Linked DNA regions of Mus musculus: regions 1, 2, 3, 4, 6 and 7 are each linked to region 5. A link is a loop called in an ENCODE intact Hi-C map of the cell type or tissue named here. Cell type or tissue: heart. All regions are shown on one strand.

The links. Hi-C counts contacts between places; a loop is a spot of excess contacts. Peaks named below come from ENCODE experiments on the same cell type or tissue, not always from the same donor. Only the 100,000 strongest peaks of a DNase experiment are listed, where the experiment ranks them.
Region 1: it touches region 5 in a loop (4-fold over the local background); 8 of 42 quality-filtered maps call a loop at or near these places.
Region 2: a loop joins it to region 5, with 5 times the contacts of the local background. A loop is called at or near these places in 18 of 42 quality-filtered maps.
Region 3: a loop joins it to region 5, with 4 times the contacts of the local background. A loop is called at or near these places in 25 of 42 quality-filtered maps.
Region 4: it touches region 5 in a loop (2.6-fold over the local background); 10 of 42 quality-filtered maps call a loop at or near these places.
Region 6: a loop joins it to region 5, with 4 times the contacts of the local background. A loop is called at or near these places in 24 of 42 quality-filtered maps.
Region 7: a loop joins it to region 5, with 3 times the contacts of the local background. A loop is called at or near these places in 11 of 42 quality-filtered maps.

The regions. Positions count from the first base shown.
Region 1 is chr15:99,775,856-99,779,855 of GRCm38, reverse strand. It overlaps Lima1 (LIM domain and actin binding 1), which reads left to right. Exons shown (of 11, transcript NM_001113545.1): 11 at 1-1,388. Among named protein-coding and RNA genes, the nearest start is that of Cers5, 5.3 kb to the right of the region's middle. In heart, a CTCF peak has its summit at 1,517 (motif pointing right); no DNase peak of the experiment used is centred here.
Region 2 is chr15:99,838,507-99,842,506 of GRCm38, reverse strand. The region is part of intron 2 of Lima1 (LIM domain and actin binding 1); the gene reads left to right. Among named protein-coding and RNA genes, the nearest start is that of Gm17057, 23 kb to the right of the region's middle. In heart, a CTCF peak has its summit at 2,494 (motif pointing left); a DNase peak (open chromatin) is centred at 2,316.
Region 3 is chr15:99,722,982-99,726,981 of GRCm38, reverse strand. Gpd1 (glycerol-3-phosphate dehydrogenase 1 (soluble)) reads right to left here. Exons shown (of 8, transcript NM_010271.3): 8 at 1,968-3,791. The coding sequence ends at 3,695. It overlaps Cox14 (cytochrome c oxidase assembly protein 14), which reads right to left and starts at 1,364. Exons shown (of 2, transcript NM_183256.3): 1 at 1,134-1,364. Gm16537 (predicted gene 16537) reads left to right here and starts at 2,508. Exons shown (of 3, transcript NR_155353.1): 1 at 2,508-2,665. In heart, CTCF peaks have their summits at 1,538 (motif pointing left) and 2,329 (motif pointing left); DNase peaks (open chromatin) are centred at 1,351, 2,221, 2,991 and 3,621; H3K4me3 peaks cover 3,844 bases; H3K27ac peaks cover 3,907 bases.
Region 4 is chr15:99,794,667-99,798,666 of GRCm38, reverse strand. It overlaps Lima1 (LIM domain and actin binding 1), which reads left to right. Exons shown (of 11, transcript NM_001113545.1): 8 at 1,868-1,925. Among named protein-coding and RNA genes, the nearest start is that of Gm25897, 6.5 kb to the left of the region's middle. In heart, a CTCF peak has its summit at 2,381 (motif pointing right); no DNase peak of the experiment used is centred here.
Region 5 is chr15:99,902,269-99,906,268 of GRCm38, reverse strand. No RefSeq gene overlaps it. Among named protein-coding and RNA genes, the nearest start is that of 1700121M21Rik, 11 kb to the left of the region's middle. In heart, a CTCF peak has its summit at 1,709 (motif pointing right); a DNase peak (open chromatin) is centred at 1,698; H3K27ac peaks cover 276 bases.
Region 6 is chr15:99,713,092-99,717,091 of GRCm38, reverse strand. It overlaps Smarcd1 (SWI/SNF related, matrix associated, actin dependent regulator of chromatin, subfamily d, member 1), which reads right to left. Exons shown (of 13, transcript NM_031842.2): 13 at 3,097-4,000. It overlaps Gm16537 (predicted gene 16537), which reads left to right. Exons shown (of 3, transcript NR_155353.1): 3 at 1,253-1,558. Among named protein-coding and RNA genes, the nearest start is that of Gpd1, 2.5 kb to the left of the region's middle. In heart, CTCF peaks have their summits at 2,034 (motif pointing left) and 3,226; DNase peaks (open chromatin) are centred at 881, 1,471, 2,041 and 2,641; H3K27ac peaks cover 2,344 bases.
Region 7 is chr15:99,494,790-99,498,789 of GRCm38, reverse strand. Faim2 (Fas apoptotic inhibitory molecule 2) reads left to right here. Exons shown (of 12, transcript NM_028224.4): 12 at 1-1,785. Among named protein-coding and RNA genes, the nearest start is that of Bcdin3d, 22 kb to the right of the region's middle. In heart, a CTCF peak has its summit at 1,544 (motif pointing left); DNase peaks (open chromatin) are centred at 699 and 1,529; H3K27ac peaks cover 444 bases; H3K27me3 peaks cover 2,473 bases.

The sequences.
Region 1 (4,000 bases), 130 kb after region 5:
AAATCAAGATTGGTGTGGTTAGATATTTAGAGGCTTGTTTTCACACTACAGAGACCATTGTGGAATTAGAGACACACACAACACATTTAGGAGCCCACCTCATGACCAGAGGCACTTTAGTATAAAGGGCACAGTGTAGCTATTTTACCAATTTCATTTTTTAGTACTCAATTGCTGAAAATCAAATATTTAGTCTTTCAAGCTTTTGAAATGCATTCTCTTCCTCTGGTAGATAGGGAAAGCTTACTGTCTTTCATCCTACATCCTGTATTTTTAATCACTGAGGCACAAAACAGCAACCTTTGGCCAAGTGAAAGGCGCTGGTTACTGAAGCCGGAGCAGCAGTGTTCAATCCCCAAAACCTACGTAAAGGTGAGAGAGCAGACTGCACAGAGCTGTCCACACGTGCCCATCATCAACAATAAGAAACAAGTTAAAAAAAAAAATACAACCAACCTCACAAACACCTGCGAGACAGAGAACCAACCTATATACTTTGGTGTTTGGAGAGACGGACATTGTACCCAGATAATCAGTGGCGAATGCCAGTGTGTCTCCCTGCACTCTGGGTGTTTGCCATCTCTTCTGGTGGTTTCTCGCACTTTGCGGAAAGCTGCAGTGTTGCTGTAAGACCTTTTGGATCACGCTTCACCATGCTCCAAGTAAAACAACCTGAGATCAGAGCTGGGAAGCCTCAGGTCGAGGCGAATCTTGGCTCTGAAATGTATTGATTTTTAGGCCAGATAATTCTTCCAGGGTTGCATTAAATCACTTTTAGGTCTGTCTTCTTAGGCCGTGTCCTACTTTGATTCATTGTAGTGATAAAACACTGGGCAGGAGCAACTCAGAGGGGAAGGGTTTGTCTCCACTCACAGGCCACGGGTCACACACAGGCCACGCGCGCACGCAGCATGGTCAAGGGAAGCGAGGCCAGAACCCAGAGGCAAGAGCTGATGCAGACCGTGTGGGAACACTGCTTGCTGACTTCATCTCTGTGGCTTACTCAACTGGTTTTCTTACACCACCCAGGGCCACCTGGCCAGGGGTGACACTGCTCACAACAAAAACAGACAAGGCCCACAGGTGCATCGGTTAGAGGCGGTTCATCAGCTGAGTCCCACATCCAGGTGACTCTGTGTGAGGCTGGTAAACCCAGAGGAGGATAGATGGTTTTCTCTGGTATTAAGGCTTTAGAATATTATAAACGAGTGCAGTTCTTGTATGTAACTGATATTCCAAATGATGTGTATGGCGGGGTGGGCTTAAGGTAGTGGCCTCTTTGCATTTGTAGAGATTTAGCTCAGTTTTAGAGATGTAAAATAATCTGTTTCCTTATGGCCTTGTTTAGCCTAAAACATTTTTATTCAATAAAGCTTTTAATTTACATTTCCAGTGTCCACACTGCTCTTATTCCCGTCTCCTCCACACTGCTCTTATTCCCGTCTCTTTACACAGGGTCTCTCGGAACCTGCTTCTATTGAGCAGCTTTTAGGGGGAAAATGCTGTGAGTTCATTTGACCACTAGATGGCAATGTAGAACCGAATTGTGCACTTTTCATCTACCCTAAAGACTTTTTTGGGAGTTGGGGGGCTGCAAGTAATTTGGCAAGAAAATTAGTGTGTGCATTCAAAATGAACTGTTTGTTTTACCAATTCAAATTCCAGTGGCGGATTTTACTGTTTACCGCATTCCGCATTTACTAATTTACCTTATGATTGTGTCTGACACAAAACAGGATTTTCAGCCATCTCTGCTGAAGACGCACGCTCTTCGCTCTGGGTGTGAGCGCGTTTGGTTGATTTCTTCTATAGAATCAACTTCTCCAAGTGTTTCCTGCTGCCATTGATTCGTGGTTTCAATAATAGCCTGAAAACCAAAGGTGGTGGTGGTCCATGCGTGTAATTCCAGGACTCAGGAGGCCTCTGAGACAGGAGGATTACTGAATTGGAAGCCAGCCTAAACCACAGAGTGTGAGTCCCAATCTCAAACAGATCAAGAGGCTGGAGAGTTGGCTCTGAATTTTAGAGTGAGTGCTGTTCTTCTGAAGGACTCAGGTTTGGTTCCTAGCACCCTCGTGGTGGCTCACAAGAATCTGAACTCCAGCTCTACAGAGTTTGACACCCTGTACTGACATCCACAGATATACACTTAAATAAGGATTAAAAAACAAGCCAGAAGCCGGGCGTGGTAGCGCACGCCTTTAATCACAGCACTCGGGAGGCAGAGGCAGGCGGATTTCTGAGTTCGAGGCCAGCCTGGTCTACAAAGTGAGTTCCAGGACAGCCAGGGCTACACAGAGAAACCCTGTCTCAAAAAACAAAAAACAAAAAAAACAAAAAAAACAAAAAACAACAACAAAAAAATGATTAAAAAATAAGTTGGAGTGGTGGCACGCCTGTAAACCCACCCTGTGGGAGGCTGAGGCCAGCGTGGGGCCGGAAGTGTGGGGCCAGCCTGTACTACAAGAGAGACCCTGCCTAAAAAGACCATCTTAGAAATTTTATTTAGTTTCCTATGATTGGATTTCTTCGGAGAGATGTGTGCTTTGGGGCAATCTATTTATTAGGTCACCCAGCATCTTCTCTCTAGTTTTCCACCTCACCTCACCCTAAGACAGGGTTTCCTCTCTGTGTAGCCCTGGACGTCCTAGAACTCGCTCTACAGACCAGGCTGGCCTTGAACTCACAGAGATCTGCCTGCCTCTGCCTCCTGAGTGCTGGGATTAATGGTGTGAGCCACAATGCCCAACTCTTAAACTCTCCTATCAGCCCAGGGTTATAATTCCGAAGTCTCACCTCTGCCCTCCACAGCTTCTCACCCTCGGTCAGTTTCAGCTTCTCTGTCATCTCTCGTCTTCTCTGCCTCTGTTCTTGACTTCCTGCAGTCTGCTGTTGATCAGGGCTTTGTATATCCCACTCAAGAGCTGTTTTCTCCCAATACGCTACTATGTGACTTCAGGTATACAGGCACACGACGTAGGTGTACAAACAAAACATGTACCGATAGTAAATTATGAGGCAACTCGTTTTTGTAGAAATGTTGATTTTTATGGTGAATGGGTATTTTGCCTGTATGTGTGTCTGTGCACCGTATGCGTGCCTGGTTACCATGGTGGCCGGCAGCATCGTTGCTCACCTGCAACTGGAATCACAGATGCTTGTGGTTTTCTGTGTGGATGCTGGGAATTGAACTTGGTTCCTCTGGGGGAGCAGCCAGTGCTCCACTGAACGATTTCCCCAGCCCAAAATATTTAAAACAGCTCTCTGGTATACAGAGAGTAAATTTGTATATTAATCAGATGGGTTTTATTTTTATAGAGAGAATCAAAACTTGAATATTTGCACATTAAATTTTTTTTTAGATTTATTTATGTGTACAAATGTTTTGCCTATATGCATATGTGTGTACCACATGAGTACCTCATGTCCCAGAGGTCAGAAGAGGGCATCTGAGTCTCTGGAACTGGAGTTATGGGTGTTTGTGAGTCACTGTGTAGGTTCCAGGAACCAAACCTGGTTCCTCAGCAACAGCAAGTACTCTTACCTGCCAAGCCAAGCTATCTCCCCACAGTCTCTGCATATTAGATCTTAATCTTTGGTACTCTAGAATGTAGAGCATTTTTGAAAAATATTTATTTATTGAGATGAGGTTATCTCACAATGTAAGCCACAGCTGGTGTAGAATTTATTATGTAAACCAGGCTGACCTTGAAATCAGAGACATCCACCTACCTCCATTTCCTGAGTGCTAGGATGGCATGATGACTGCTCGGCTGACCGTCAAAGAAGGGAGGCTTGGCTATTGGCTCTTGGTTAAGTCAAGGCAGCTAGGCACGAGTGGAGGGTCTGGCAGCTGTCAGTTGAAGCTGGTCCTTAGGACTTCGGCTTATTTGAAGTAAATATTAAAGAGTATTTACAAAAGGGCCTATTATTAAAGCTGTTTAGCAACGTTTAATTCCTAGCTCTTAGGAAAAGGTGGATTCCTCAGCTTCTCTCACTT
Region 2 (4,000 bases), 64 kb after region 5:
AAACGGGCTGGGGAGATGGCTCAGTGGTTAAGAGCACTGACTGCTCTTCGAGAGGACCTGAGTTCAAATCCCAAAACCACATGCTGGCTCACAACCATCTGCAATGAGATCTGATGCTCTCTTCTGATGTGTCTGAAGAAAGCTACAGTGTACTTACATATAAAAAGTAAATAAATCTTTAAAAAAAAGAAATGAGAAAACATTTGCTGGCCAAGTGTGACAGCCAGCACTGGGGAGGCAATGGCAAATGGATCTTTGAGTTTGAGGCTAGCCTGGTCTCCAGAGTGAGCTCTGAGATAGCCAGGGCTACATTAAGAAACCCTGTATGTGGAAGGAGGGGATTGAGAATAAAAGTGTATGCTACCCCCTCCACTGGCCTTCACCTTGAGCTGCTCTGTATGTCTAGTGACAAGCACAGTGGCTGGAACACACACAGGCGAAAGGAATGGTTCCTAGAGCTTAGCACACCAGAGGGAGTAGAGATGTGCCAGTGGGGCAGAGGCCAGCAAAGGTGGATACTGTGCGTAGCTTTTGCTACCTACCCCTCTCTAAGCTCTGAGAAGGGGCTTCCAGGTTCCTTTGGATCTGTGGATGAAAAATTATTGGCTCAATTTCTGGGCACCTCCAATCTACCGCAGCTAGCGTGCCCTTCCCAATACTCTTAGGTCATCACCTACACGTGTGTGCGCGCACAGACACACACACTCAAAACTAAAGAAATATAATTTTAAACTTTTAAAAAGAATGACTCATTAGAGTAGTTATTAATGATATAGTGTCCCGGTTCTGTTTTTTTTTTTTTTTTTTTTTAAAGTCTTACATATATGGTAGCACGTGCCTACACTCCCACACTCAGGAGGCTGAGGCAGAAGGATCACTATGTCCAGGCCAATGTTAGCTATATAGTTTAGTGACAATTCTGGAGTTTTGGTTTCTCTAAAAAAACACAAAGATATTGTAAGAATATGTTTCATTTTGATGCCAGGTGTGAGGATGTAGGGCTGCTTGGACTGCCTAGAGCAGCTGACTGTGATTTGCCTCATGCTCTAGCAGAGTGGTGGTTTTACCAGCTGTAGATGATACTTTCTGCGATTGTGTGACATTTGGAATTCAGAGAGTATATAAATGTCAGGGTCTAGAAAGGCAGGCCGAAGCTGGGCCTGGTGGCGCACGTCTTTAATCCCAGCACTCGGGAGGCAGAGTCAGGCGGATTTCTGAGTTTTACAGAGTGAGTTCCAGGACAGCCAGGGCTACACAGAGAAACCCTGTCTCGAAAAACAAAAAAAAACAAAAAAAAAAAAACAAAAAAAGAAAGAAAGAAAGAAAGAAAGAAAGAAAGAAAGAAAGAAAGAAAAAAAGAAAGAAAGAAAAAAAGAAAGGCAGGCTGAGTTGTATGTTGGGGGGAGGGGGGGTTGTTACAGTTTGTTAGTAGCCCTGCTCAAAGAAGAAACAAAAAGAAAGATAGATTCAGGGATCTCTCTCTCTCTCTCTCTCTCTCTCTCTCTCTCTCTCTGTCTCTCTCTTTCTCCTCTATCCTTTCTCTCCTATTTAGTGATAAGGAGTAGGGGATAAAGGGCTGGAAGAAGAAGAACTCACAAAGTAGCAAAGACCAGCTACAATATAGCAAGACCCATCACAAAACCCAAAATTCATGGCCTAGTGTCAGAGATGTATAGTTCCAAGTATTTGGGAGTCTGAGGCAGGAGAATTCCAACTTCATGGTCTGCCAAGGCACAAAGTGTGTTTAAGGCCAATCTGAACAGCTTATAGAGAGTATAATGGTACACACCTACAATCCCAGCACCTGGGAGGCTAGGACAGGAGGATCACTGCAAGGCCAAGGCCAGTCTGGTTTACATGAAGAATTCCAGAACAGGGGCTAGGGAGACACCTCAATTGTTAAGAACACCAGCTGCTCTTCCAGAGGATGTGAGTTCAAATCCCAACACCCACATGGCAGTTCACAATTGTCTGTATTGACCTCTGCCAACACCAGGCACACACATCATCCACAGACATATGTAGACAAAAACACCCATACATATAAAATAAAATAAATTTAAAAATAAAAAGAATTCCAGACCAGCCAGTACCTCATCCCTCTAGGTAGGGCTTTCCTCAACAGTGCAGGTTGGCCTATCATGCCCAGCCTCACTAAATCTCTAAGACTGAGAGTTATGACTCGCAGTGAATGACAGTGTTTGGTTTGTAACTGATTTGGGCTTGTCTCTTCTCAAGTTAGCATCAGCCAGGGCGGCTCACAGGCTGGAGTCAGGGCTGGAGCACCTCCACATGGCCAGTCCATGTGACTGTTTGGCTTGGTGGCTGGGTTCCAAAGGCAAAAGTCTGGAGAGGAGGGCGTGCAAAAGGGGAGGAGCCAGAAGCTCTATGCTTGCTCCTGACCTTGGTCTTGGAAGCCATACACTTTTTAGTGGCCTTATCCTCAGATGTGAATCAGAAGGCTGGCTCCTATTCTGGAGAAGGGGGTGGAATTTGGCTCCACCTTCTGGTGGGAGGAATGTCAAAGATATTTTGAATTTTTTTTTTTTTTTTTTTTTGGAGACAGGGTCTTAGACCTCATTATGTAACAAGACTGAATACCCAGATATCCAGTTTCCCATCTCTGCTCAACAGAAGCTAAGGTACTACACTCTGCCCGGCTCTTGTCCGTTTTCTTTAAGTCCTCGGGGTTGAGCCCCGGAAGCTCGTGTATTCCAGGCAAGCATCCGACCACTGAGCTACAACCCCCAGTTCCCTTGCACATGTTTTTAAACCATCTTCTGTGGGTTTCCCAGGCCTTCCTAAAGACTCCTCTTTTGTGTGTCTGCAGTGGAACCCAGCTGTCTCAGGGGTCTTTCTTTTGTTTTGTTTAAACAAACTCTTCCAGCTCAGACTGGCCTTGAACTTGCTACTTACTGAGGATAACCTTGAACTCCTGCCTCTACCTCTTGACCTAAGTGTTTTGTTTTTTTATCCTCGGGGAGATCGATAGAGGAGGTTGGTTTGTGAAATGAGAGTTGAGCGTAGAGCGAAGGGAACAAGGAAAGGCATGGAGACCCTGCGTGATGGAGGGATAGGGCCCACACAGGTCAGTTAGGCCAGATGGTCAGCTCCAACTGTGCTGGCTGGGGTTTTAGTTGGGTTAACAGCAAGATGCCGTGGGAAGTTTCCCTGCAGGGAGACTGACAAGATGAGACCTGTGCTTTCCTAAGATGCTTCTGGCAGCAGCAGGAAAGCTTTATTGGCACAGTGAGAGATTGGTAGCATGGAGACGATTAATGGGGCTTTTGAGTGAAAGCTGGTGGGGTGGGCGTGGAGGGGCTACCAGGACCTGGAAGAAAGCAAAGGAATACGAGACAGTCGGGGGGATATGATTAACGGGCCTGAGAATCCCCTGTTCTGTAGAGAAGCTGCCTCACCCCCGACCTTTTCACCCTCCTCATCCCCACCTGCGATCGGTTTACTAGGCTTGGCTTTCTCATGACTTGAGTCATGTGTCTGTGTAGTGGCTGCCTAAGCCTGCTCTTTCTGCACGTGTGCCTAAAATGCTCTAGGGCCAGGAGACACAGTGGCAGCCCTGCTGCATCTCCAGTATCGACTCCCATCAGAGATCATAGCATCATTCTCTCTCTCTCTCTCTCTCAGATTTATTTATTTATTTATTTTATGTATGTGAGTACACTGTAGCTGTCTTCAGACACACCAGAAGAGGGCATCAGACCCCATTAGGGATGGCTGTGAGCCACCACGTAGATGCTGGAAATTGAACTCAGGACCTCTGGAAGAGCAGTCAGTGTCCTTAACCACTGAGCCATCTCTCCAGCCCCCACATTCTATGAATTTTTATGTATATGAGTGCTCTATCATCATGTACACGCATGCCAGAGGAGAGCATCAGATCCCATTACTAATGGTTGTAAGCTACCGTGTGGTTGCTGGAAATTGAACTCAGGACCTTTGGAAGAGCAGCCAGTGCTCTTAACCCCTGAGCCATCTCTCC
Region 3 (4,000 bases), 180 kb after region 5:
TTTAAAAAAAAAAAGTGACCAGCCCACCCAGACTATACTAGGAATCAAACCTGGGTCCTCTGGAAGAACAGCAAGGCTCTTAACTGCTGAGCCATCTCTCCAGCCTCAGAACCATATTTTAATCAGGCTACTTATTGTGGTAGTGAAATTCTCCCGAGAGAGGACCTGAAGATAGACTTGAGGATGTGTGTGTCTGGGGGATCCTGCCTGTAGAGTGCCAGAGTCACTTCGCCCTGGTGAAAAGCTAATTTCACCTTGTTCACTGATAGAGAAGATTTGAGTATGATTTAAAGTGGGATGTAACTCAGTGTAGCAGGCACAAAGCCAGAGGTTCAGTCCCCAGAACTGCATTAAACAGAGCATGTGGTATATGCTGGAAATCCCAGCACTCAGGATGTGGACATGAGACCCTGTCAAAAACAAAAAACAAAAAAACGGGGGGGGGGTGTGAAACAAAAAGAAGCAAATCCGAGATAACCTCAAAAACAAACAATAAAACCCTGAAGTTAGAAGCCCAGATACAAGGATTAACTTTGGAAATAAAAGAAACTCTTGAGACTGGCAGAAGGTTTTCATCTGATGGGCATCCTTTACAAAACAAATAAGGATCAAAGCCCTAAAACCACCCCAGCTTCTGTCATTTAGCCCTCTTTGGAGAGACTTGGTGTCCGCAGAAAACAACTTCTGACTAACGGAGCCCAGAAAGGTAAGCTATGAACCCCATATTCTGTAGGATCAGAGAAGGTGGTGAGGACCTCAGAGAAATAAGTGGCTTTGAGGGACCGTGAGGAGCTTTGGGGTTGAGGCGAGCAGTTTCAGAAGGGAGGACAGCCAGGCCGCAGTCACACCAGGAAGGCGGTCGGACTATGACAGCCGGGGAGCCAGCAGGGGCTAGCACAGCGCAGGGACTAGGAGCCGCGCGCTCTCAAGGGCACAGGCCGAGGACGCGCGGTGCGGGACACAGGGGAGCGGAGGGGAGCGCGGTGCGGGGCACAGGGGACAGCAGGGACTCGGAACGGGGAGCAGGGGAACAGCGTGAAAAGCGGCGACACGGGGAGCAGGGGGCGCGGTGCGCCGAGCAGGAGAGCGTGGGGGGAGGGCGAGTGCGCTTGGCCGTCCGGCCCGCGGCCTACCTGGAGGCTGCAACTCGGCCGCGTCAGAGCGATGCCTGCTCAGTCTGCCACTCGCAGAGTCGCGCGGCCGCCGCAGGGCAGGAAGAGGCAGTCACCAACGCGCAGCTCCTCAGCCACTGGTGCTCAGCCCCGCTCCGGACCCGACACCCCCTGCGAAAACTCGCCCACTAAAGCGAGAGCCAGCCTTGAACTTCCGGCTTCTACCTCTCTCTTACGCACGCTCAGTCTAGCCTTCCTCTCGGAAAGGCCCATTGAATTCTGGGGGGTGTGGTTCTGGTCCATCAAGAGCGCTCCTTGGAAAACGGGAAAAATTTTAGCTCAGAATTAGCCAATCCGCAGTCTAAGTTCAGTGACGTAAACTGTAGCTAGGTAGATCCTCGGAATTCTCCAGCGATGGGCCTAGCGCCCCCTACCGCCTGGAGCGGCCCTTTACAGGGTGATCCGGAGGAACCGACCTTAGCTGGACCAGCACTAGTGAGGCCACAGAATGGGTGTAGGGGGTGAGTCGGGGGATGGGAGGGTGACTCGCTAATATTTCTGCCTTGTGCGCGACCTCCTCGTAGGCAGGCAACGTGACAGACCCTGTAAGAAGCGCTGGGAAGACTGGCTGACAGCTTGGGTGGAAGAGGGGATACGAAGCACAAAAGGGGACGGGGGTGGGGTGGGGGGGTGGAGGTGGGGGCTGTGAGCAGAGTGGACGCCAATGCCGATTGATGCCCGAGTGTGGCTGCTATTAAACAAGGATGATTTTTTCCACTTCTTGTCTTACATTGAGTAAAACATGCATGCAGTGATACATGACCCCACACACTGCCACATAAACTCCCCCAACTCTTCCAGTTTCTGGAAAAACCACACTTTATTGGGTAGACAAGTGGCCTGACAGAAGACCTCAGATTCACAGTTGACTGACTGAGCAAACATAGGTTAAGGTGTTGGAATCTGTCTGCATCCCGCCCCAGTCTCCCGGGGAACAGCTCTGAATTGAGTCATGCGTGGGAGGGTTCCAGCCCAGTCGGGATCGATGACAGGGCCCCCCCTCTTCCCCTTACCCGACAGCTCTGACCTTCACTAAGACGGAATTCTTAAAGGCTAGGAGCAGAGAGGGACCTGGCACCTTAATGTGTTAGTTTAATATCAAGCTGGCCAGAGCCACGGTGTCCCAGTTGCTGCCACACAGGAAATGGAGACCCCTGGTGGAGAGAGAAACCTCCAGCTATTTATAGCTAGCGCTCCAGGCTGCTGATCTGTGACATTCTCTTGCTGCCACCCAACTTTGGAACAGGGCCAGTGCAAAGCAGTCTCCCATCCCCCTCTGATCTCCCTCACCCCAGGGCAGGCAGTTTTCAATTGTCCTTCCCTCGAGTTCCCCAGCTCCTGAGGTGTGTGGGTCCGATCTCGCGAGGACCTTGTTCTGTTCCGAGGACAGCTGGCCTTGGACTAGGACCCACCAACCCTTGTGGAAACCTACTGAACCTTTGAGCTGCTCCTTAGTTCTAAGCCTACAGATGCCGGGTGGCCTTCCAGGCTGGGTGAGAACGACTTGGGCAAAAGGAAAGGGCAGAGTCAAGAATATGGGCTGACAGCCCTGAGGACGATAAACTATAAATCCTACATTCTGTTAGACGTGAAGTTGGTGGTGACTGCAGAGAGAAGCGGCCTTGTGGGGAGGACCCTGAGAAGAAAGGTCAGCAGTAGGAGGGGCTGGCCGGGGCCGGAGCTCCTGACTGGGGAGGTGGACAAATAGGAAGGTCAGGGGAGCCTGAGCCATCTGAGCCTGCTGTGAAAAGAGTGTAGCTCTGTCAGCAGATTAGATTCCTGCTCCCCAAAGAGGGTGCTGGCAGCTGGGTGCAGGCAAGGGAAAGCTGGGAAAGGTCACACAGGGTGGGGAGGCCCTGACAAAGCTCCAGGAACCAGGAAGTCTCTGGGAAGAATGGAGCGCCCCAGGGCCAGAGATGCCTGTGGAGAGCAACTCTTGTGCCAGAGTAGCCTGGGGGAGGGGGAAGTAGAGGCTTCTGAGGAAGCAAGTGTTGCTAGGAGAAGTTAGAGTGGGGTTGTTTGAGAGCTTTGTATTTTGTTAGCAAACAGTGAGATCGTTGATGTTGTGTGGGGCCTGGCAGAGGTCGGCCAAAGGGTCTCTGGGGTCTGTGTCAGCTCAGGCATCCAGACCCTTCCCTTGGCAGCCTTTGCCCCATCTTTCCTGTGGCTGAAGTGCTTCTTCAGTCACTTAATGGGACTTGGGACCGGTTCCCAGTGTGTGTGAGGCAGCAACCGGCAGCCCTTGACTTGGCGCCTTCCCTTCCCCCAACCCCACCCCTGGAGCAGGCACCACTGGGGCTTAGTTCTACACTTCCCAGAGGACAGCAAGGAAGTGTGGATTCTGTGGCGAGCATCTCTAGGTGTGTAGCTGAGCCCCGCAGCCTCCTGTCCTCAGGGTCCTTCAGAGAGGACTCTGCTAGATGGGGAGTCCTGGAGACAGTCCTGATGACGGGTGTCACGTGCTTCCTTCCGCTTGTCTCCGTTGGGGCAAAGGGGCTGCCTGTCCTGGGCCCTGGCCCCATTCACATGTGTTCCGGGTGGTTCTGCAGACAGCGGATGAATTCGCCCACTGGCTGGCCCTCATAGCACACTTTGTACACCGCAGTGAACAAGGGGAACCTAGAGAAAAAGAGCCTCAGCTTCACTCCCTACACACAGTCCACCCTCAACATGCATGCCCACCCAGGTCCAGACTCAGTGCTAGCTCACCACTTCCCTAGCCTCCCGCAGTGGGAGTTCAGCCAGAAGCCAGCTCTCTGTTGCTACCTGCCAGGAATCTGAATTCCTGGCCCTGGGATTTGGGGTCAGGTTGCCATCCACTCTGATCT
Region 4 (4,000 bases), 110 kb after region 5:
CTTTAAGAAAGCAAAACAGACACACACACACACACACACAAGTGGGAGGGGGCGATATTTATCCTTTGGGAATGGAAGACTGCCTTGGATCATCTGGAACCGCTACGTGGTTGCTGGAAATTGAGCCCAGGTCTTATGAAGGAGCAGCCAGTGCTCGTAACTGCAGAGCCACCTCTGCAGCCCCAAGGAAACTTTCTTGAAATACCATGCTTTGTCAAGCTGCTATTCTTCCTTCAAGGAGATGTCTGAGCATGGTCTCCGATACTCCTGCCTGGAAGTTTCTGAGTTCATGACCTCTGTCTGCCGGTGGGCAGTGATGTCAGCGTTACGTGTACCCCCACAGGTTCAAGGGGACCGGATTCAAGGGGAGAGAATATCCCAGGAAAGGTGTACCTACAGATTCTCAAGAGCTGAGCATCTTGTTTGGTTTTGGTTTTGGGTCACAGGGTCTCATGTAGCACAGGCTGTGTTAGCAAGGATGACCCTGAATTTCTGGCCCCTCCTCTCTCTGTGGTTTCTCAAGTGTTGAGATTACGGGCATGTGCCAACCTGCCAGCAGGAATGGCCTCTTTATAACCAAGCACGGCTTTCAGAGAAAAGTATTTCATGTCATCAAATGAAATGCTGCATGTGAGGCCATCAGTGCGATACTTGGCATATAGTAAACACTCGCTAAACGTCAACTGTGATTTTTCTGATTTATCCTCTGCCAAGGCAGAATTCCTGTAGTGAAAAGAGACTGGGGGTGGGAGGGGGGGAATGCTGGCATTCAGGTGTGGTCGGCCAGCCACCTAGTCTCCATTGTGAATGTATTCAGCTCATTAAAGACCTTGATATATATATACTTAAAAATAAAAGTGATATATATATATATACACTTTTATGTAAAGTTGATGGCTTCTGAGGAAGAGATATATACCTCTACATAGGGTCTGCTTCTTGTTTAAAAAAAAAAAAAACTGGAAGTTTTTTGTTGGTTTTTATTGTTCTTCCCCAACCTGATCCCACACAGACACACACACACCAACCCCGACCCTTCACCAAGGTATGGCAGTGTTTTGGTCTGTTTTCCCATACACACACACACACACACACACACGCACACGCACGGGCGCGCGCGTGTGTATGTCTATACACCATGTTTGTTCCTGACACCTGAAGTGGTCATAAAAGGTTGCTGGATCCCCTGAGACTAGAGTATTGTATTGATGATTGTGAGACACCATGTAGGTGCTGGGAATTAAATCTGAGTCTTTAAAATGAGCCCACTCTCCAAGACTGGCTCTGCTCCCCTCCCCTCCCCTCCCCTCCCCTCCCCTTCCCTCCCCTCCCCTCCCCTCCCCTCTAAGACATGGTATACTGTAGCCCAGGTTATCATCAAACTCACAACATAGCAGGGGGTTATCTTCAACTCCTGATTCCCCTGCCTCCACCTCCCAAGTCTCAACCTTTCCATAAAAAACAGGAAAATAAGAGTAAGAATAACCCCTGGGTTTAAATACTTTCCTTTCCCTTGCCACGGAGTGTACTTGGCGCCATCTGAGGGGGGGTTGTTCTTAATGCCGGGGGGGGGGGGTGTTCTTCCTAAGATATGGCGTGAAAGTTCTTTATGAGGGAGATGATACCGGCTTGGCAGCTGAGTGCTGTCTGCTCTAGTGTTCCTCTGTAATTGAGAGGCACGTTAATATCCTCATAAAAGACATTTTGCTGCCTGTTGTTTAAATGCTCAGCTGTTCTGGGGCCGTTACTTCCCTGCAGGCTGCCAGTGACTAACTGGAGTCAGCAGGATTTTATGGAACTGGCACCGGTTTGCGCTTGTATTTTTAATGCGCTTCTTAATCCTCCTTAATCTTTTTTATTCTTGTAGGTTTCTACAACTGAGAATAGTCTAGTGGCCCTCTCTGTCCCTGCTGAAGATGACACCTGTAAGCATTTGCTCCGAGCTCTGTGGCGGGGTCCTCCTCCCCCTGCTATCGTCTGTAGAGAATGTACCAAACCTAGCAACCAATCTCATCAGGGTCTGGGTGCTAAGGGCTGGTGCTGGAACACCCTTCACACATTCATAGTTTAGGGAGAAGTTAAACACTGTTAGCCAGCAGTGGTGGCACACACCGGTAACCCCAGCATTAGGAAGGGTGAGGCAGGCAGATCTCTGTGAGTTCAAGACCAGCCTGGTCTACAGAGTGAGTTCTACAGAGTGAGTTCCAAGACAGCCAGGCCTACACAGAGAAACCTCATCTTGAAAAGCCAAAAAGAAAAAGAAATTAAATATGGTTAACATGAGAGAAAAAGAATATTTTAATTTTTGAGGTTTTCATTTATTGTGCATGGGTGTTTGCCTGAAATACATTTGTGTACCACAAGCCTGTAGTATCGATCAAGGCCAGAAGATGGCATTAGATCCCTTGGGTCTGGAGGAGTAGCCAGCACTCTTAACTGCTGGGCCATTGCTCCAGCCCTCACTGAAAGAATATTTTTAACAACACTTCTCTCATTGAACTTATCCTGTTTCTGTACCAGACTCTTCCAAGTCCGAAGCTACATAAGCAGATCTTGACGTTTTACTTTGACAGAGGTTGTTCAAGAGAGATGGATTAATTTTGGAAGAACATTTTAAAGGCCTAAGGATTTTTTTCTACTTAAGTGCTAAATTTTCATACTTTTATCCTGTTTTGGAGTATTTTAAGCCTGATTTCTCAAAGATAAAAGGTTTGAGAGATGGCTCGGCGTTAAAGAGTACTGTCTGCTCTTTCAGAGGTCCTGAGTTCAATTCCCCGCAACCACACGGTGGCTCATAACCATCTGTAATGGGATCTGACGCCCTCTTTTTGTGTGTGTATATGAAAACGGATACAGTGTACTCATATATAAATAAAAATAAATACATTTTTAAAAAAAGGTTTGGGGTTGACTTGGCTCTTACCACCTCTGATTTTCTTTTTCTTTTTTTTTTTTTGTTTTTTGTTTTTTTTTTTTTTGTTTTTTTGTTTTTCGAGACAGGTTTTCTCTCTGTAGCCCAGGCTGGCCTAGAACTCACTTTGTAGACCAGGCTGGCCTCAAACTCAGAAATCTGCCTGCCTCTGCCTCCCGAGTGCTGGGATTAAAGGTGTGTGCCACCACGTTCGGCCCGCCCGCCATCTCTGATTTTGACCACGGTTTCACTACACACTGGAGCTCACTGTGTAGGTTGATCTATCCTGCCTCCCAGACCTACGTGGGCCACACGCTTATGATACTGGGACCACTTCTGATTCTAATATTTAGGGACTCCCTCTGAAGCCCTGGCTGTCCTGGAACTCACTCTGTAGATCAGGTTGGCCTCGAACTCAAACTCAAACCTGCCTCTGCCTCCCCAGTGCTGGGACTGGAGATGTGCACCACTGTGGCCAGCATGCTTTTTTTTCTTTTTTTTTTTTCCCTTGATAAAAGAATGAAAAGTTTTTCTTGATAATTATTACAGTTCTGGGCCATCCAGGGCTACACAGGAGATATCTCCTATGTCAAAAAATTTTTCAAACAATGACTGACAAAGACTCAACATGAGCCGGGTGTGGTGGCGCACGCCTTTAATCCCAGCACTTGGGAAGCAGAGGCAGGCGGATTTCTGAGTTCGAGGCCAGCCTGGTCTACAGAGCGAGTTCCAGGACAGCCAGGACTACACAGAGAAACCCTGTCTCGAAAAACCAAAAAACAAAAAAGTCCAGGACAGCCAGAAACCCTGTCTCAGAAAAAAAAAAAACAAAAAACAAACAAACAAAAACAACAACAACAACAACAAAAAAGACTCAACATGCAGTCTCTCTTTTTCCCAGCCTGGAAGTTACTAGGGTTGCAAACCACCAGGAACATATCAAAATCTATACACAGCTTCGAAGTGGCTAAGGCTTCAGAGCAGAATGTTGTTCTGCATGGTCTGGGTCCCAGCTGTGTGCTGCAGGGCAAGAAGGTCTCACTGACAGCCTGAGTCCTAGCGGGGCCCAGGACACCTTCAGTTTAGCCC
Region 5 (4,000 bases):
CGGCTAAGACTGGGGACTTGAGTTCGATCCTTGGGACCCATGGAAGAGAACTGACTCTCATGAGTTGTTCTCTGGTCTGTACAAGCACACCATTCCACACAGGAAATAAAAATTACCAAAAGGGGCCGGGGGTGGTGGCACACACCTTTAATCCCAGCACTCGGGAGGCAGAGGCAGGCGGATTTCTGAGTTTGAGGCCAGTCTGGTCTACAGAGTGAGTTTCAGGACAGCCAGGGCTATACAGAGAAACCCTGTCTCGAAAAACAAAAACAAAACAAAAAAAAATTACTAAAAGGAAGGCAGAATGGGGGCTCAGGGGTTAAGAGCAACTATGCCCTACCTGCAGGATCTGCACTTGACTTCCAATACCCATCACACAGCTCACAGTCACCTGAAATTCTAGTTCCAAGGCAATGCAATACCCTCTTCAGGCACTTGTACTTATATGAACACACACACATGCACTCGCGCACACACAATTTAAAAATAAAAATTGTTGGGGGCTGGAGAGAGAGCTCAGTGGTTAAGAGCACTGACTGCTCTTCCAGAGGTCCTGAGTTCAATTCCCACGACCACATGGTGGCTCACAACCACCTGTCATGGGATCTGATGCCCTCTTCTGGTGTGTCTGAAGACAGCTACACTGTACTCATATACATAAAATAAATAAATCTTTTAAAATAAATACATAAAAATTGTTTAAGTGAATCTTTTTGGCTTAGGATGGGAGATGCTTCTGTTTATTTTGTTTGTTCAGTTTTCCTTTCCATGCCAGCGATGGAACGCACGCACGGCCTTGCGCTTGTCACCCTGCACCACACGTCCACCTTTTATTTTGTTTTGAGACAGGATCCCACCACCTTCCCCAGGCTGGCCTAGAATTCACTCTGAAGTCCCAGCAGGCCTTAAACTTGTCGCCCTCCTGCCCGCTGGAGAGTGGATCTTCTGACAATCATTCAAGAACAAACATTGATTTGCCAGAATGACAAAATTTGAGGAAGTGATGTCACATCTTGGCATGAGCGTAGGGAGGAACATAAAGAGAAATACCTACATGGAGCTAACACAGGAGGGTAAGTCCTGGCCTCTACGGTATGCCGGGGAAAACCACCGGAGACCAGCTGAAATCCCAGGCACTCTTAGCGACCACGGAACCGTTGAAAGGAGAGCGGAAACTAAATCATTAGTGAACAGTGGCTCACTCCTAGAAGGTCCCAACCCACAGTGAGACTAGTGCAGAACTGGTCTGAAACTCAGCATGTCGCCACAGGCAACAGAAGTCACAGCTGGAAAATCCATTCATAGGAACAATGGTGGTGTTCTTGATATCTCTTTGGGGGAAGAGGAACTGTGAAAAGTAAAATAATTGCTCCTGACAATAAACAGGAGAATCAGAAGGCGTTCATAGTTGTAAGAACACATCAGGCACTCCAGAGGCTAAGGCAGAAAGACAACCAGGAGTTCATCTGGGTTAGCCTGGACTGCAGTGTGAGAGTGTACCACAGAAGAGGGAAGGAAAGAAGAAAGGAAGGAAAGAAGGAAGGAAGTGAGGAAGTAGGCATGGAGGAGGGGAAGAAGGCTGGCGTGATATCTACAATCCCAGAATTTGGAGGCAGCGGTCAGGGAAGTCACTCTTCACTGCTTAGAGAACTCAAGGCCAGCTGCAGGCCAGCTGCCAACAGCACGTCAGAATCCAGAAACCTGCTATTCCCTCTAATGACAGGAGATGGCACCATTGAGCTGAAAAATGAGGAAAACCCCTCCAAACAGGTCCCCATTGTCCTCCAAAGACGCATCTCTGGGAAGCTGATTATGAAGAGCACTCTATAAAGTGTGCTCTCTAATGCCAAGTGGTAGGCTCTGAAAACATACAAATGAGTGACATTATACAGGCTGAGCAGGTTCTGTGTATGTATTTAGGAGTGTGAGTGTGTAGGTGTGTGTGTGTCTTTGTATGCATCTGTGTGCATCTGCATGTACACATTCACATATATATATAAAAAAATTTTTTTTTAAAAAAAAAGAAGCCATGAATTTGAAGGGGGTGGCTGGGAAGGTTTGGAGAGAGAGAAAAAGCAAGAAAGAAACAATATAATTATAATCTCAAAACATATTAAAAAGAAAAAAAAAGCTGGCTAAAAAATCTGATATATTAAAATATGATAACAATAAAAGTATTATATCTAAAACTACAATAAGGAAAGACTACGTACACACACAAGAACCAGAAGTTTTGGCAGTTTTTGTTTTAGTTTGGTTTGGATTTTTCTGAGACAAAGTCTTACTGGCTGTCCCAGAACTCGATTTGTAGACCAGTCTGGCTCCAAACTCTCAGAGACCGGCCTGCCTCTGACTCCCCAGTGCTGAGATTAAAGCTGTGTTCCACTATACCCTGATAGAACCGTAAGTTTCAATGAAAGCATGACAGACATTGTTCCAAAACGGAAAATGAAATAAAACCACAGGGTACACGGCCCTGGGAGCTACTCTGGGTGGTACACGGCCCCGGGGGCTACTCTGGGTGGTACATGGCCCCAGGGGCTACTCTGGGTGTCCTCTGATGCTGCTCAGGATTAAAACACTCCCTCGTGCTTGCTTGTTGCTGGTCTTTCTCTGGGAATTTCCTTTTGGCAAAGAGCACCCCTCACCCAAGATCACCCCTTGTCCTCAAGATGTGGCTGACAACAGTTACTTCTCACGTAAGGTAATGAGCCCTTGTCAGCGGATAGACATCTTTGAAGGGTCAGTCTGTTTCAAAGTTCTCATGAGGCCTGGCTGCTCACTCCTGTGATCTAAGCAATTGGGAAGGAGTTCAGCCAGCTACAGCCAGTTTGGAGCCAGTCTGGTGAACAGGTGACTCGTCTAAAGATGGATACAATGACTAGAAGTAATTTTGTTCAGACCTTTCTTCCTGTGATCAGCTGAGGCCGTGATAGGGATGGCGGGCAACTGCCTCCTCCTGACCTGAGAGCCAAGTGTTAGATACTTGGAAATTTTACACACAGCTGTTAGAGCCATTATCTGAACTCAAATGATTTAAATTGTAACTTTGTGTAGACCTCAGCTTGCAGCGTAGCTTAGGCTGACCTAGAACTCACTACACAGCCCAGGCTGGCCTGAAACCCAAGAGTCTCTTGTGTCCACAGCCCAGATGGGGTTACACTCACACCATGCTCAGCCATAAAGTCAAATTTAAGTAAATTATATTCAAAACCAAAGTAACAAACACTTGGCAGTTACCTTTCCTGACCATTGTACCATGTCCGCTGTCATCTGTGCTCCAGAGAAGAGAGCCAGAACACAAGTGTCCGCGTACTGAGAGTGGTCAGATGCGACAGATCAAAGCTTGCCCTTGAGAGCTGGTGGTTAAATGTTAACCAGCTGCCATCTCCTCCCCTCACAAGGGTGCTCTCCTTTTACGTGCCCTTGTTTCAGTGTCAGCATCCCTGGGAATGTGACCCAAATCTACAGAAGGGGCTGTCTAGGGAAAAGCCTAGTAGACAGAATGAAGAGACAGGAAGATAGAAAAGAGCATGATACCCCATTCCCACCAGCCATCCAACCCTGGGCACTCAACAACTGAGCTATAATCTCCACCACTAAATCGAAATTCAAAAGCTCAAAACAATATGGGAAGGGGGGCTGGAGAGATGGCTCAACAGTTAAGAGCACTGGTGGCTCCTCCAGAGGACCCCTGGTTTGACCCCCAGCGTCCCCATGGCAGCTCACAACTGTCTGCAATTCTAGTTCCTGGGGGAGGGGGAGCACCACCTCCTGCCTCTGCCGGCAACTGCACTCATGTGTGCAGACACACACCGACACAGAAATAAGTATAATACAAATGAATCTTAAAAATGATTGAAACTAGACAAAACAGATCAAACACCCAGATGGCGCCTTACAGAAGAAATTCATAATAATGCGATAGAATTAATATTTACAATGATAATTCAAACCCAGTCACACTTCTGTGGAGGGGAGGAAGCATTTGAGTTCATCC
Region 6 (4,000 bases), 190 kb after region 5:
ACTAGCGTCAGCAACAGCGATGTTTTCAAAGGCAAACGCCTCATCGCTCTCGCTAGCTAGCATGTGCCTCCCCCAGATCCTCAGCTGTTCCACTCCCATGATGTCCCATGATGGTAGCTCCACCACGGGCTCTGGGTGAGAGGATCAAGGGATGTGAGCACCTTCTAGGGAATAATACTACAATACCACATACACAGTAAGGGGCTGCTTTGGTGTATACCCCCACCCCGACCAAGGATTAAAATATCTCGGGAGAAAATGGACATAGTGGTGCACACCTTTAATCCTGGCGTTCAGGAGGCAGAGGTAGGTGAATCTCTGTGTGTTTGAGGCCAGCCTGGTCTACAGAGTGAGTTCCCAGATAGTGGGGGGGGGGGGGTTACATAAAGAAACCCTGTCTTGGAAAACTAAAAATAACAAGGTCATCTTGGTTACTTGCAGGTCAGGGACCCACAGGTTGCCCCTTCACCTCAGATAATCTCCGTTTGAAGGTCTCTAAAGGGAAGGAAGGTCAAAGGCCACTGGTGACACGTGGCCCACCCACACTCCTTCCAGGCTTCAGGAAGGGCAGAAGGTGGTGGCCAGCACATGCTCCTGGATAAGCCTGATCTCCCTTCAATTTCTTCTCTCAGGCTCTGCTTATCCCACAGGGACCCTTAAATTAAACAGCTGGTTACAGTCTCTAGACAGGGCCAGAGAAGCCAGTTACAGCAGCAGCCTCTAAAACTCAAGGGTAGCCATGTCTCCGCAGCTCTGTGGTCTCTGATGCCGGTGTGGGTGTGTAGCTTTGGGGGAGGGGGAGAAAGGCAGGCCCATATCCAGCAGTTTGGGCTCCATGGCACCCACAGACATCTGTTTGACTAAGAGGAGGAACTCGGGTTTCCAAGTCACTCTGGAAAGCGCAGCGCAGGCTTCTCGCCCTCCAGTGCTGCACCTTGACCCACAGGGCAGGCGCCACTGTATGCTCATGTGCAGACCTCCTGGCTTGGCACACCACTAATGGAGTGTTGCCACCCACCCCCCCAGGCTGCCCCTGGCCAGGGACAGTAATCAGCACTAGGTTAGAGGGGAGTGTCACCAATGCCACCAGCGGCGAGGAGAAGTGGGTAGGAGGTCAGGATTGGAAGCATGTCTTTTTCTCAGCTCGGGGATTACACAGAGGCAGCCTATCATGGTCTCGCGGCCAGGCAGTCTCTAATGATGGGGAGAATCACTGAAATCAATCAATAGCTAGTTGTTTTTCTTCTATCAGATTCTGCCTGATGCAGAGCTAGCCTCCCACAGACCTCTCCTTTATCACACTGGCACAGAGATGAAGGCTCCGGTGCCAGGCCGCCAGCTGGGAGCGCTGATTACGAGGGGTGGAAGAGAAAGGATGTTCCTGTCCCTGGCACATATGATAGGAACCCTAAAGAATGGGCATTTATGCCTGAAACGGATCCTTGTTTTTGCTTAAATACTCCCGCCTCTCTTTGCCCCTACATCCTATTAGGCTGTGTGGAGAGACAAAGCACGTGGCCATTCACGAAGGAATAAAGAGAATGCTCGTTAACAGGAAGTTGTCTGTGCCACCAAAGCCTCTCCAAGAGCAGGCTGTGCCGTATCTGCTTGGAATTGATGATTCATCGGCCACTCATTACACGTGCAATTAGCCTGGGTAAAAACAGATGCCAGCTCAGTCACCCGCTCTCTCTAGACCCAGTGATTACACCTTTTTTTTAACCCTCTCAACTCAGAGAAGCCAGGATGTTCTAGATTGGCAGCAGACAGACAACACTACTCAGCAGACCCCCAGCTGCTCAGTGGGTAAAATTTTATTCACTTTTTTGTGAAATAGTGCCTTTGTAATCCTGGCTGGCCTGGAACTCAGAGACCCTCCCGCCTCTGCCTCCCTAGCGTGGAGATTAAAGGCATGTATCAATGTACTGATGAGTAAGATTTTTCAGCTGACTACAGGATGTGGCAGTGGCTCATCCAATGTTCCACACTTTCTTGGGCAGGAGTGCAGTAGGAGGTTGTGAGCCCCCTGGTGGAAGCAGGTAGAACTGCAGGCATTGCCTGCTTTTCCCAAGGAGCATCTCTGATGTCTGAGCAGCCAGCTAGGCAGCCCTATCTACTCAACACAGGACTAAAGCGGCCATCCACACTGGGTTTAAGAACAGACTTCTTAGCTGGGCATGGTGGCGCACGCCTTTAATCCCAGCACTCGGGAGGCAGAGGCAGGCGGATTTCTGAGTTCGAGGCCAGCCTGGTCTACAAAGTGAGTTCCAGGACAGCCAGGGCTACACAGAGAAACCCTGTCTTGAAAAAAAAAAACAAAAAAAGAACAGACTTCTTACACTGGGCGCTGTAATGGCACACATCTGTAATCTCCACTTGGGGAGAAGGAGGCAGTTGCATAGTAAGTTTACGGTCAGCCTTGGTTACATACACAGGAATACAACACAAAGAGAACCCTGCTATCTTGGGGCTGTCCGTGGAACCTGAAAAGCATGAGGTTGATGGGTTTGTATGGGAAACAGAGAAACCTGCTGTCACCGGGGCCTTGGCAACAGCTGGATGGGCATGCACCCTAGGGAGAACAGAGCCCAGTTTCATCAAGCTCAAGGGGCCCACAGATGCCAAAGGACAGCTTGTTCCAGCCAGCAAGTGACCTGGAGATTTCAAGGACGAGGGAGACACCAGCAGTGCCACTGCCTTGTCTGTTCATGATGGAGGTGGGAGGGACTATCCCAAGGGCATTGCTGAGGTCACAAGCCTCTGATACGACCTAGAGTCCCCGGGGAAAAGACTCATTTCCCCAGACCCCCAGAGCCCAGTACAACTGGAGATCACCAGTGTTCAAGAAACATCTCTCAAGTAAGAGAGCCCTGGGCAGCCTAACCCTGATGGCACTACAGTAGTGACTCCCCGGACAGTGGGGACCCACAGCGACCCCTCCAGACTGCAGGGACCCACAGTGACCTCTCTAGACAACAGGCACCCACAGTGACCCCTCCATACAGCAGGGACTCACAGTGACCCTTCCACACAGCAGGGACCCACAGTGGCCTCTCCAGACAGCAGGCACCCACAGTGACCCCTCCAGACAGCAGGGACCTGCTCTTTAGAAGTCTTTTATTAAAACTGGGTGACATCAGTTAAGGAGACAGTACAAAAAAAATTTTGGTCCATGAAAACAAAACAAAACAAAACAAAACACAATCAGTTAATAAGAACAGTTACCACCAGGGACACTGTGGAGTGCTAAGTCTCCTCATCGCGCTTCCAGCCAGAAGCCAGGCTGGGGCTCAGCTGCCCCAGGGCTGTCCAGTGTCACTGTGGGGAGGACCTTCCAAGGGGAGGGGTGGATATAGGACATGGGAGGACAGGGAGAAGACTGCTGTCCCCAGTACAGAACAGGCTGGGAAGGGTGCAGGAGCACTGCTCGCAGGAGCCTGAGGTGGGGGTGGGGAAGCAGGGGCTTTGTCAGTTCTGTGGGTTCAGAGCCCATGCTCAACAGAATCCCCCTGTGCCCAGCTGTCTCCCACCCTGCAGTGTTGTCTGCGAGCCTGGGACATGCTAACTCCGGGTGACAAACCTGGAAGAATCGGAGGCTTCCCTGGAAGATTCAAAGCATCTGTCCCAAGGGGCCTCGATCCCACATCCTGCTGCTCCCTGAGGGGTCTGAAGCTTTGAGGGCAGGGCAGGGGGTGGGGAGTCACAAACCCATTTCAGACCTATTCTCCAGCCCTAGGCGCTTTTACTCCTCAGTGCCCGGGAAGCCACCAGTGGGATTCAACTGGGCAGACATGGGACAGGAAGACAGGGATGGCCTAGGGCTTTACCCGTTTGATTTCAGGCCTGTTTCTCCATTTACAGGAGGGGGCAGGGTGGAGTGAATAAACAAGCCACTCCTCTAACAGCAGGAAGGAACAGTCTCTGCTGGGAATGACAAGGAAAGGCAAGATCCCCAACCCAAAAGCGTGGGTTAGGGCAGGTGTAGGGAAATCCTAAACTG
Region 7 (4,000 bases), 410 kb after region 5:
ACCCTGTCTGCCCCAGGAAAGGGGACTAGGTAGCCCATCCATTCCCACCCCTACCCTTTCCCACCCTGCCTACTCCAGCCTTTGAGAAATATTACAGAAGCATTTGAAATTTTGTTCCATCTTGGATATTTGAGGAGGGAGGGTGGTATGGAGGGACAGTTGGGGTGGGTGCTGGTTCAAATGAGCCTACTTGCAGCAGTCCAGACTGGTCCTGCAGGGTTATCGGCATATCCCCATTTCAGAAGCAAAGCCAAGTAGCTCCGGAAGGCTTGGATAAACCCACTGTCGTCTAATAAACCTGAGGGACAGCCCACAGCTACTTCCTCCAGTCTGAGTCTGGGCTGGATTGAGACTTGTGTAGCCCATAGGTGTGTGGGTAGACAAGCACTGACATCTCCGGGGAGTTGTGACACCCCCACCTGCCACTGTCACCCAGCCTGCGGATGCCAAACTCTTAGCTTTTCCCTCCCTGGAGGTCAGCTGGGAAGCAGGGTTCTTGGCTTCTGGTTCTGACCCCACTGCCAACAGACTTATTACTCTCTGTGACTCTGTTTTCCTATCTGCAAGATGGAAGTCCCCAACCGGTGCCAGTGGGGCAGGGAGAGAGGCACCAAGACACTTGGCTGACTTCCTCCTCTGCTTGTTCCCCTTTGAGTGCCTTTCCTAATCTCCAGCTTCAGTTCTAGAAAGGTTTAGAGTCCCTCCCCCACCCCCACTGACATGTCACCCTCACACTGGCCAGTTTCCCAGAATCCACTTGTCCAAGTCCTCTTCTGAGACAATTTATGCAGAGAGCGAGGATTGAGAAAAATTTTCCAAGGCTAAGTTCCAAAAACCATTGGGGGAGGGGCAAGCCCTCAGCCATAAATAATGTGACCAGGGCACAAGTCACAGTGATCTCAAAGATGGCTGGTGACGGTGGGGAGGCACGGCGGCTGAACTGGCTCCAGGGCCAGAGAAAGCCTTGATGTTGACCCCTGGTGGGGCAGTGAGGAGTCCCAGGGACACCTGGGTGGGTCTTGGCAGGAGGAAGGGCGGAGAAACAAGAATGCAGGATTATGAGGAATGCGGGATTATGAGAAACCTAAACTGGGCAGGTGCGGCAAGCTGTGTAGGAGGAAGGACTGACGCCTCCTGGCCCCCCGCATTTTTAGCTTGGGTGTAGCCAGACCTATGACGGGGTAGATTAGATTTCATAAGGCTTGAGGGAGCCAGGAATATCTGATGTGAGGCTCAAAGCTCTCTGAGAAACCGTGACAGACCAGGATGTCCCCTCCGAGGCTCAAGATGGGACCAAGTAGGGGCATTAAGTCCCTCACTCCCCACACCAATTCCTGGGTCCATGCACAGCTTTTTCAGTATAGCCCAAGGAAGCCACAAGACATCCTTGGGTGTGGTATGGTTCTTCCATTCCATACCCTTTCTTCTGTGTTAGCCTGCAGGATCCCTTAAGTACCCTTATTCCAATAGGCCAGGGTGGGGGGTGGGGGCGTGTCAAGTTGGGAATTTTACACAAGGACTTTGCTGCCCCCTTCTGGCTGTTAGAGGAAAAGCAGAGTCTGGCTTTGCACAAACCCATCTCTATTCAGTCCCCTGCTCTGAGTGTCAGAGAATGGAGATATAGCACCAGGCACAAGGACTTGCCTGCTACACACCCAGACGGGCCTGCCCTTTTGGCATCAGCTCTTCAAGTTCCCTATCTCTTCCGTGTGCCTGTCTCCGGCCTCACCTGCCCAAGATCTGTGACTGATTGGAAATAATAAAAGCAATTACGAAGACACCTGGACTGTTTGCTTGTGGCCTCAACTGGCTTTGTGGAGTGAGCTGTAGGGTGGCTTTCTTGCAGGAACTACGTAAAATCCCCATCTTTGCTTTCCTGGGAAAAGGTGAGGGGTCCTCCTGCTCAGGACACCTTTGCCTGGGAGCATTCTTCACACTGACCAAATCTTATTGGTCCATGGGAACCTGCTCTTTTCCGGGCCCTACTGGCAGAAGAGTCTTTTTTGAACAAAGGTGTTTCCTTAAGATGGAGAGCCCGGACATTTCGCAAAGCAGTAGGTTTGAACCTATACAATGAGAATTTCGTGGGACTATCTTGTGCATCCCAGAGCTACAAAACTTACAGCACATGGGCAAAAGCATCATTTAAGAGGAGGGAGGAAGGGAGGGGGTGGAGAGAGGGAGGGATCTACTCCAACTGTTTTATTTTACATAGGAGGAAACTTAGAAGCAAAAGTTTCAGCGACCAGTCCAAGCTTATGCATAAATTACTGACAGAATGGGATCAAAGGACAAATCAGTTAATGATGATGTCATTAGATTTCCGTGGTGTACTGGGTAGTTTTATGTCAACTTGACACAAACTGGAGTCATCTGAGAAGTTAAGAAAATGCCTCCTTAAAATCAAGCTGAGGCGGGGCAGTGGTGGCGCACGCCTTTAGTCCCAGCACTTGGGAGGCAAAGGCAGGCAGATTTCTGAGTTCACGGCCAGCCTGGTCTACAGAGTGAGTTCCAGGATAGCCAGGGATACACAGAGAAACTCTGTCTTGGAAAACAAAACAAAAGATCATGCTGTAGGCAAGCCTGTAGGGCATTTAAGGCGCTGCCCATTGTGGGTGGTTCCACCTCAGGGCTGATGGTCCTAGGTTCTATTTAAAAGCAGGCTGACCAGGCCATGCAGAGGAAGTCAGTAAGCAGCACCCATCCATGGCATCTGCATCAGCTTCTGCCTCCAGGTTCCTACCCTGTGTGAGTTCCTGTCCTGACTTCCTTCGATGATCAACAGCAATGTGGAAATGTAAGCCAAATAAACCCTTTCCTCCCCAACATGGTCATGGTGTTTTATCATAGCTATAGTAACCCTAAGACATGTGGGTGTCCTGGTGTGTGGGTGTGTAGGAAAGGGACATGATCACACGGGAGGGGATTATTATTATTATTTATTATTATTTTAGCAAAAGCTCCCAGTGTATAGGAGCATGCCACAGCCACGAAGCAGCAGAAGGAAACAGCAGCTAAGAACATTTAGCCTCAGGGCCTAAGTAGATGCTCCACCCTCTCTTCTTTCCTCCCTATTTTTTTGCTTATTTGTTTTGTTTGAGACAGACTCCCCATGTAGCCCAGGCTGGCTTCAAACTCACAGTCTTGCCTTGAGCTAGGATTATATGCATGTGCCACCCTGCTTGGTTCATTAATGGAACCTGAGAAGGAGGCAGTGCTGAGCTATGGCATGGGACCAGAAGACCTCTGGCAGAGAAGAAATGGATAAAGAGTCTAAGTTGAGGAGAGGTGTCTTAGTCAGGGTTTCTATTCCTGCACAAAACATCATGACCAAGAAGCAAGTTGGGAGGAAAGGGTTTATTCAGCTTACACTTCCACACTGTTGTTCATCACCAAGGAAGTCAGAACAGGAACTCACACAGGATAGGAACTTGGAGGCAGGAGCTGATGCAGAGGCCATGGAGGGATGCTGCTTACTGGCTTGCTTCCCCTGGCTTGCTCAGCTTGCTTTCTTATAGAACCCAAGACTACCAGCTCAGGGTTGGCACCACCCACAATGGGTTGGGTCCTCCCCCCTTGATCACTAATTGAGAAAATGCCTTACAGCTGGATCTCATAGAGGTATTTCCTCACCTGAAGCTCCTTTCTCTGTGATAACTCCAGCTTGTGTCAAGTTGACGCACAAAACTAGCCAGCACAAGAGGGAATGCTGGACTCTCATGCTTCCTCCAGCCAGCATGAGCCCTACAGCCTCCCCAACTCGTCCCTAGACCGCCAGAGTTTCATTAGCTTCCTGAGGCTACAGTAACAGATGGTCATGAACTGAGAAGCTGAAAACAACTGAAATAGTCTATTCCACCACGGTTGCCGAGACCCAAGCCTTGCTCGCTCCCTTGGGAGGCTGTGACGACTGATGGTTTTCTTCAGCATCCTGTGGAACCTTCCAGTCTCTGCCTGCTTCAGCACGTGGGCTCTTCCCTGCTTCTCCTCCTTCCTTTAC